Regions from separate parts of the Homo sapiens genome. Here region 1 is linked to region 2. A link is an interaction called in ENCODE POLR2A ChIA-PET data of the cell type or tissue named here. Cell type or tissue: PC-3. All regions are shown on one strand. Each heading gives the region's core, and the rest is flanking DNA. Links, peaks and the distances in the headings are about the cores only. Region 1 overlaps KANSL1 (KAT8 regulatory NSL complex subunit 1). Region 2 holds the start of STH (saitohin).

What was found. Peaks named below come from ENCODE experiments on the same cell type or tissue, not always from the same donor. Only the 100,000 strongest peaks of a DNase experiment are listed, where the experiment ranks them.
Region 1: POLR2A ChIA-PET joins it to region 2 with 10 read pairs; 2 of 35 experiments call an interaction of 5 or more read pairs at or near these places.

The regions. Positions count from the first base shown.
Region 1 is chr17:46,068,514-46,072,906 of GRCh38, forward strand. The region is part of intron 4 of KANSL1 (KAT8 regulatory NSL complex subunit 1); the gene reads right to left. Among named protein-coding and RNA genes, the nearest start is that of STH, 71 kb to the left of the region's middle. In PC-3, for the core only: no CTCF peak of the experiment used is centred there; no DNase peak of the experiment used is centred there.
Region 2 is chr17:45,997,238-46,001,630 of GRCh38, forward strand. All of the region lies in intron 9 of MAPT (microtubule associated protein tau), which reads left to right. It overlaps STH (saitohin), which reads left to right and starts at 2,013. Exons shown (of 1, transcript NM_001007532.3): 1 at 2,013-2,457. The coding sequence starts at 2,043. The coding sequence ends at 2,429. In PC-3, for the core only: no CTCF peak of the experiment used is centred there; no DNase peak of the experiment used is centred there.

The DNA of each region.
Region 1 (4,393 bases), core at 288-4,287, 71 kb after region 2:
AGCCATGATCATGCCACTGCACTCCAGCCTGGGTGACAGAGTGAGACCCTGTCTCAATGAATAAATAAATAAATAAACACACACACACATTTTTCCCTGACAGAAAACAAAGTTAATAAAATCTCAATGAATCTAATTATCTGATGCTATCAGATACTAACTATTGTCTTTAGAGTATTCAAATCAAATATGTTTAGAATATAAAATGAAATAACAGATGAGAAAGAATAGAAAAAGTGTGATTTGCAGTATTCAAAACAAATTATATATTTACTAGGCTCAAAACGGATAGGAACAGTATGAATGCCAGTCATATAGCACCTCTGAGGTATAGGCAATAAAGCAACAGATGCAGCTATCCCTCAGTTCTAGCAATTGTTGAACTATCCCAGAAAGGCTATGGGTCTTTGACTCCTTACTTTATTTTTTTGAGATGAAGTCTCGCTATCCCGCCCAAGCTGGAGTGCAGTGGCATGATAGCAGCTCACCGTAGCCTCCACCTCCCTGGTTCAAGCGATTCTCCTGCTTTGGCCTCCTGAGTAGCTGGGATTACAGGCACACACTACCATGCTCATGTAATTTTTGTATTTTTAGTAGAGATGGGGTTTCACCATGTTGGCCAGGCTGTTCTTGAACTTCTGACCTCAACTGATCTGCCCTCCTCGGCCTCCCAAAATGCTGGGATTATAGGCGTGTGAGCCACCACACCTAACCTGTCTCCTTACACTTGAACTGACTCTGGGGCACGCTGAAGTTCTCTTTCCTATAAAAGCTTTCAAGGTAAATATTCCTATAAATGCTTCCTACAAATGCTTTCAAGGTAAATATTTTGAGGCTGAAATTCTACTTTTCAATACTGATTTCTTTTGTCTTTATACCCCCAAGGATAAAACACCAAAGGACTGAACCTGAAAGTAGTCCTAGACAAGCATCAAAAAGAACAGACTGAGGCTGGGTGTGGTGGCTCATGCCTGTAATCCCAGCACTTTGGGAGGCTGAAGCAGGCAGATCACCTGAGGTCAGGAGTTCGAGACCAACCTAGCCAACATGGTAAAATCCCATTTCTACTAAAAATACAAAATTAGTTGGGCATGGTGGCGCCTGTCTGTAATCCCAGCTCCTCCGGGAGGCTGAGGCACAAGAATCACTTGAACCCAGGAAGTGGAGGTTGCAGTGAGCCAAATCACGCCACTGCACTGCAGCCTGGGAAAGAGAGAGAGAGAGACTGTCTCCAAAACAAAACAAAACAAAAAACAAACAAAAACAAAAAACAGATTGGGAAGATAATCTAAAAGTTTTAATACAAATTATCCTAAAATACAGATCAAACTATATACACAGACAAGTCATATAAGTATGCTACAATGAGTGAACACCGAGAAAAGGCTGTCTTTTTTGTTGGATATCCTGTACATCTACTAAGATATCACAAACATCTTGAACAATTGTCAATGCTATCAAAAATTACAGTAAATCTGGCATAGACACATTGCCTTAAGCTCTATGCAGATTTCCCTTGGAAAGCAACACGGTATTAAGCAGCAAGAGCTATAAGGATATTCCTATCTTCTGACAAAATATTCTAACCAATTTTTAAAAATCTACCCTAAAGGAGTAACTCAACAAACACAGCCCCAAAAATCTTATTCACAAAGGTGGTCACTGCAATGATATCTATCAATAATCTAAATGTTGTAAGCATTATAACTATAGTTATCAGTTGTGGTACACCAAATCAAAATATTAAAAAGAATCATAAAGGATATTTCTTCTCTTATGGAAGAAGAGATTTCAAGAGAAAAAAATAATAGTTTAATATAGTTGTAGTGACTAAAAATATACATACACAGATAACAACAAGACAAAGAGTGTTACAGTTGTAAAACTATTCTGAAATTTTCTTTACATTTTAGGTAATAGTTTTATATTAAAAAGAAACCCCCATAAAACCAAATACCCTCCTGAATGCTAGTAAGGATTTACTACACAGGGGAAACCTCAAAAAGGCTAAACAAATATGGTATGACAAAGAACAAGAAAAATCAAAAGAATTTAAGATTCAGGTTGGTATTAACTAACAGATGTATAACTTCAGGCATGTTATAGGTATTCTAGATTTCAGAAGTTCTGGTTTAGATGAAAAAGTTTCCTTTCAATAGAAAAATGCTGTTTAAAAATGCTGTTTGTTTTTATTTCGGCATTAAATTATGGCAGTGATTTGATTTATATATGGTATATATAATTTATATGGTATATTTGATTTATATATGGTATATATAATTTATATGGTAGTGCCTTCACGTGTTCTAGAAGGTACTACGTTTAAGTAACGGGTTGACTGACTCTCCATTTGATTAAGTTTTTCTGGTAGGGATTATGAGATTTAACTGCAAGAACACTTGTCAAGATAAAATGTTGCCATTCTCTAACAAAGTCTCATTTCAAAACATTTATCTTTCTTATACAAAGTCTAAAGAAGAATATGTCAAGTAAAATCACCAGTAATGTCACGATCCATATAGCTAACTACTACTGCTATAACAGCCTGTCTTGTTTCTCATGTCTGCAGGTGTATATATTTAAATGCTATTCAGCTTTAACATGAATGTTATTGATTTTCTTATAGAAACCTGAATCTTCCTGGAGTAATTCAGCCCCCAAATCAAAATTGAAGTCAACAGGCAACACATTATTAACATGGAAATGTTGTCAAGAACATAGAGGTATACAGAGGTCAAGAGCATAAACATCAGAAAGGGACTGTGGCTGGCCTGCATTCCCAGCCACAAAAAAGAAAGCACTGGATACTCAGGAAGGATCTACTTAAGATCTTGGGAAATTCTGTAATCAAGCTAGTATCCAACAGCAGGCATTTGGACATGTCCTGCAACCCATCATCAATGCAAAGAGCTTAAAATATTAATCCCAATCACAGTGTTCCATTTGGAAAAAGAAAAACATAACACACAAACACATGTAATTTCACCTAGCTCCTTAAATGCAGGCACTCTCCCTTGAGAAAAAATGAACATTTCCTATCCTGCAGTCTAAAAGGCTGCAAATGCAGAGGATAAACATTAACAAACACTTAAGAAATATTAAATCCGCATACTAATTTCAGCTTATTACTACTGCAGTGGTTTACATCATTAGTGTTTTTAGAAAACTAAAGCATGACTGAGATATCTGCTATCCAATAGGCAACTGCAAAAAGGATGAAAGAACTTAAGACTCTCCTACCTAGAAAATAAGGATTATCACTGAAGCTTCCATTTGAATTTTATTTGATGTTGAGATGAACTCAGGGTTTATGCATCCCACAGCCAGAAAGAAAGAGTAGAAAAGCTAAAGTGGTAGACAGAGTGCCTCTGTAATCCCCTCCTCTCCAAAGCAGGGCCCTAGGGGATTATCTTTTGGAGTAATCTTACAGTTAAAGGTAGCAAGGAGGGTTGCTGAATTGCTCCCCCCACCCCTCCCCCCGCCCCGATTGAAAGGGCCAGGTGTACAGCATAAAATTACTAACATAGCAATGAGATTCAAATTTGTTATTCACATAAAGCAGGCATCTCATTCATTACTCCACTCTGGGCCAGATCAAGTAAGCGTGACAAAGAGGCCTTGAATGAAAAGCTAAAACTAAATAGTTTTTACGGGGGTCGTTTTTTCTAGGGTCTAAGAACCAATGTCTACTAGATTTGTTTCACCAAAAAGTAGAGAGGGTTAAGGGGTAAAAACAGAGAGCCACACACTTAAAAGCACACAATAAAATTAAACTCTACCTGCAAATATGTATTTTTACTTTATTCAATTAATGCCATGTCACACCTGCTTGCAATGTCATTTTTTAAATGTATCACATTCGTTTGGCTAGAAAAGTCAACAGTTCAGTTTTGGTTAGTTATTCCCTTTCTGACAAACATTAAAATGGAAAGAAAATGCTAACTGGGTGACAGGAATTTAACTTATTCCTGGGTTAAAATAGTTTTTGACTTTGTATGATTGATTTCATGTCTCAAGCCCACCCCACCCCCATTTCAATGATACTGAGCATAGTTTCGCTTAAATTCACCAAAATATTGCTGGCCTATAAATAGTATACTAGCCATTTCCATTAGCTAGCACCATGGCCATAAAATTGTACTAAACAAGAAGTGGAATGTTCTGAAAATTCCATTTTCACTAAGTTATTGCCTAGGCTTTAATTTCTGCCTATGTGGGGCTATGTGCCTCACTTTCCGGCTTCTGCAGGTTGAGGATAAAAGAAAATCTATAAAATTACATTATAACAATTTTGAACTCATTTTTTTAAAGTTTTGATTAGCATAATGCTGTTACTAATCCAATGGTTCCTAAGCCTAAGATTTATGTTTACCAACACTTGAAAATAACTATC
Region 2 (4,393 bases), core at 230-4,229:
CCTTTCCCCATTCCTGTCCCTGTGCCCCTCGTCTGGGTGCGTTAGGGCTGACATACAAAGCACCACAGTGAAAGAACAGCAGTATGCCTCCTCACTAGCCAGGTGTGGGCGGGTGGGTTTCTTCCAAGGCCTCTCTGTGGCCGTGGGTAGCCACCTCTGTCCTGCACCGCTGCAGTCTTCCCTCTGTGTGTGCTCCTGGTAGCTCTGCGCATGCTCATCTTCTTATAAGAACACCATGGCAGCTGGGCGTAGTGGCTCACGCCTATAATCCCAGCACTTTGGGAGGCTGAGGCAGGCAGATCACGAGGTCAGGAGTTCGAGACCAACCTGACCAACAGGGTGAAACCTCGTCTCTACTAAAAATACAAAAATACCTGGGCGTGGTGGTGGTGCGCGCCTATAATCCCAGCTACTCAGGAGGCTGAGGCAGGAGAATCGCTTGAACCCAGGAGGCAGAGGTTGCAGTGAGCCGAGATAGTGCCACTGCACTCCAGTTTGAGCAACAGAGCGAGACTCTGTCTCAAAACAAAATAAAACAAACCAAAAAAACCCACCATGGCTTAGGGCCCAGCCTGATGACCTCATTTTTCACTTAGTCACCTCTCTAAAGGCCCTGTCTCCAAATAGAGTCACATTCTAAGGTACGGGGGTGTTGGGGAGGGGGGTTAGGGCTTCAACATGTGAATTTGCGGGGACCACAATTCAGCCCAGGACCCCGCTCCCGCCACCCAGCACTGGGGAGCTGGGGAAGGGTGAAGAGGAGGCTGGGGGTGAGAAGGACCACAGCTCACTCTGAGGCTGCAGATGTGCTGGGCCTTCTGGGCACTGGGCCTCGGGGAGCTAGGGGGCTTTCTGGAACCCTGGGCCTGCGTGTCAGCTTGCCTCCCCCACGCAGGCGCTCTCCACACCATTGAAGTTCTTATCACTTGGGTCTGAGCCTGGGGCATTTGGACGGAGGGTGGCCACCAGTGCACATGGGCACCTTGCCTCAAACCCTGCCACCTCCCCCCACCCAGGATCCCCCCTGCCCCCGAACAAGCTTGTGAGTGCAGTGTCACATCCCATCGGGATGGAAATGGACGGTCGGGTTAAAAGGGACGCATGTGTAGACCCTGCCTCTGTGCATCAGGCCTCTTTTGAGAGTCCCTGCGTGCCAGGCGGTGCACAGAGGTGGAGAAGACTCGGCTGTGCCCCAGAGCACCTCCTCTCATCGAGGAAAGGACAGACAGTGGCTCCCCTGTGGCTGTGGGGACAAGGGCAGAGCTCCCTGGAACACAGGAGGGAGGGAAGGAAGAGAACATCTCAGAATCTCCCTCCTGATGGCAAACGATCCGGGTTAAATTAAGGTCCGGCCTTTTCCTGCTCAGGCATGTGGAGCTTGTAGTGGAAGAGGCTCTCTGGACCCTCATCCACCACAGTGGCCTGGTTAGAGACCTTGGGGAAATAACTCACAGGTGACCCAGGGCCTCTGTCCTGTACCGCAGCTGAGGGAAACTGTCCTGCGCTTCCACTGGGGACAATGCGCTCCCTCGTCTCCAGACTTTCCAGTCCTCATTCGGTTCTCGAAAGTCGCCTCCAGAAGCCCCATCTTGGGACCACCGTGACTTTCATTCTCCAGGGTGCCTGGCCTTGGTGCTGCCCAAGACCCCAGAGGGGCCCTCACTGGCCTTTCCTGCCTTTTCTCCCATTGCCCACCCATGCACCCCCATCCTGCTCCAGCACCCAGACTGCCATCCAGGATCTCCTCAAGTCACATAACAAGCAGCACCCACAAGGTGCTCCCTTCCCCCTAGCCTGAATCTGCTGCTCCCCGTCTGGGGTTCCCCGCCCATGCACCTCTGGGGGCCCCTGGGTTCTGCCATACCCTGCCCTGTGTCCCATGGTGGGGAATGTCCTTCTCTCCTTATCTCTTCCCTTCCCTTAAATCCAAGTTCAGTTGCCATCTCCTCCAGGAAGTCTTCCTGGATTCCCCTCTCTCTTCTTAAAGCCCCTGTAAACTCTGACCACACTGAGCATGTGTCTGCTGCTCCCTAGTCTGGGCCATGAGTGAGGGTGGAGGCCAAGTCTCATGCATTTTTGCAGCCCCCACAAGACTGTGCAGGTGGCCGGCCCTCATTGAATGCGGGGTTAATTTAACTCAGCCTCTGTGTGAGTGGATGATTCAGGTTGCCAGAGACAGAACCCTCAGCTTAGCATGGGAAGTAGCTTCCCTGTTGACCCTGAGTTCATCTGAGGTTGGCTTGGAAGGTGTGGGCACCATTTGGCCCAGTTCTTACAGCTCTGAAGAGAGCAGCAGGAATGGGGCTGAGCAGGGAAGACAACTTTCCATTGAAGGCCCCTTTCAGGGCCAGAACTGTCCCTCCCACCCTGCAGCTGCCCTGCCTCTGCCCATGAGGGGTGAGAGTCAGGCGACCTCATGCCAAGTGTAGAAAGGGGCAGATGGGAGCCCCAGGTTATGACGTCACCATGCTGGGTGGAGGCAGCACGTCCAAATCTACTAAAGGGTTAAAGGAGAAAGGGTGACTTGACTTTTCTTGAGATATTTTGGGGGACGAAGTGTGGAAAAGTGGCAGAGGACACAGTCACAGCCTCCCTTAAATGCCAGGAAAGCCTAGAAAAATTGTCTGAAACTAAACCTCAGCCATAACAAAGACCAACACATGAATCTCCAGGAAAAAAGAAAAAGAAAAATGTCATACAGGGTCCATGCACAAGAGCCTTTAAAATGACCCGCTGAAGGGTGTCAGGCCTCCTCCTCCTGGACTGGCCTGAAGGCTCCACGAGCTTTTGCTGAGACCTTTGGGTCCCTGTGGCCTCATGTAGTACCCAGTATGCAGTAAGTGCTCAATAAATGTTTGGCTACAAAAGAGGCAAAGCTGGCGGAGTCTGAAGAATCCCTCAACCGTGCCGGAACAGATGCTAACACCAAAGGGAAAAGAGCAGGAGCCAAGTCACGTTTGGGAACCTGCAGAGGCTGAAAACTGCCGCAGATTGCTGCAAATCATTGGGGGAAAAACGGAAAACGTCTGTTTTCCCCTTTGTGCTTTTCTCTGTTTTCTTCTTTGTGCTTTTCTCTGTTTTCAGGATTTGCTACAGTGAACATAGATTGCTTTGGGGCCCCAAATGGAATTATTTTGAAAGGAAAATGCAGATAATCAGGTGGCCGCACTGGAGCACCAGCTGGGTAGGGGTAGAGATTGCAGGCAAGGAGGAGGAGCTGGGTGGGGTGCCAGGCAGGAAGAGCCCGTAGGCCCCGCCGATCTTGTGGGAGTCGTGGGTGGCAGTGTTCCCTCCAGACTGTAAAAGGGAGCACCTGGCGGGAAGAGGGAATTCTTTTAAACATCATTCCAGTGCCCGAGCCTCCTGGACCTGTTGTCATCTTGAGGTGGGCCTCCCCTGGGTGACTCTAGTGTGCAGCCTGGCTGAGACTCAGTGGCCCTGGGTTCTTACTGCTGACACCTACCCTCAACCTCAACCACTGCGGCCTCCTGTGCACCCTGATCCAGTGGCTCATTTTCCACTTTCAGTCCCAGCTCTATCCCTATTTGCAGTTTCCAAGTGCCTGGTCCTCAGTCAGCTCAGACCCAGCCAGGCCAGCCCCTGGTTCCCACATCCCCTTTGCCAAGCTCATCCCCGCCCTGTTTGGCCTGCGGGAGTGGGAGTGTGTCCAGACACAGAGACAAAGGACCAGCTTTTAAAACATTTTGTTGGGGCCAGGTGTGGTGGCTCACACCTAATCCCAACACCTGGGGAGGCCAAGGCAGAAGGATCACTTGAGTCCAGGAGTTCAAGACCAGCCTGGGCAACATAGGGAGACCCTGTCTCTACAATTTTTTTTTTAATTAGCTGGGCCTGTTGGCACTCTCCTGTAGTTCCAGCTACTCTAGAGGCTGAGGTGGGAGGACTGCTTGAGCCTGGGAGGTCAGGGCTGCAATGAGCCATGTTCACACCACTGAACGCCAGCCTGGGCGAGACCCTGTATCAAAAAAGTAAAGTAAAATGAATCCTGTACGTTATATTAAGGTGCCCCAAATTGTACTTAGAAGGATTTCATAGTTTTAAATACTTTTGTTATTTAAAAAATTAAATGACTGCAGCATATAAATTAGGTTCTTAATGGAGGGGAAAAAGAGTACAAGAAAAGAAATAAGAATCTAGAAACAAAGATAAGAGCAGAAATAAACCAGAAAACACAACCTTGCACTCCTAACTTAAAAAAAAAAATGAAGAAAACACAACCAGTAAAACAACATATAACAGCATTAAGAGCTGGCTCCTGGCTGGGCGCGGTGGCGCATGCCTGTAATCCCAACACTTTGGGAGGCCGATGCTGGAGGATCACTTGAGACCAGGAGTTCAAGGTTGCAGTGAGCTATGATCATACCACTACACC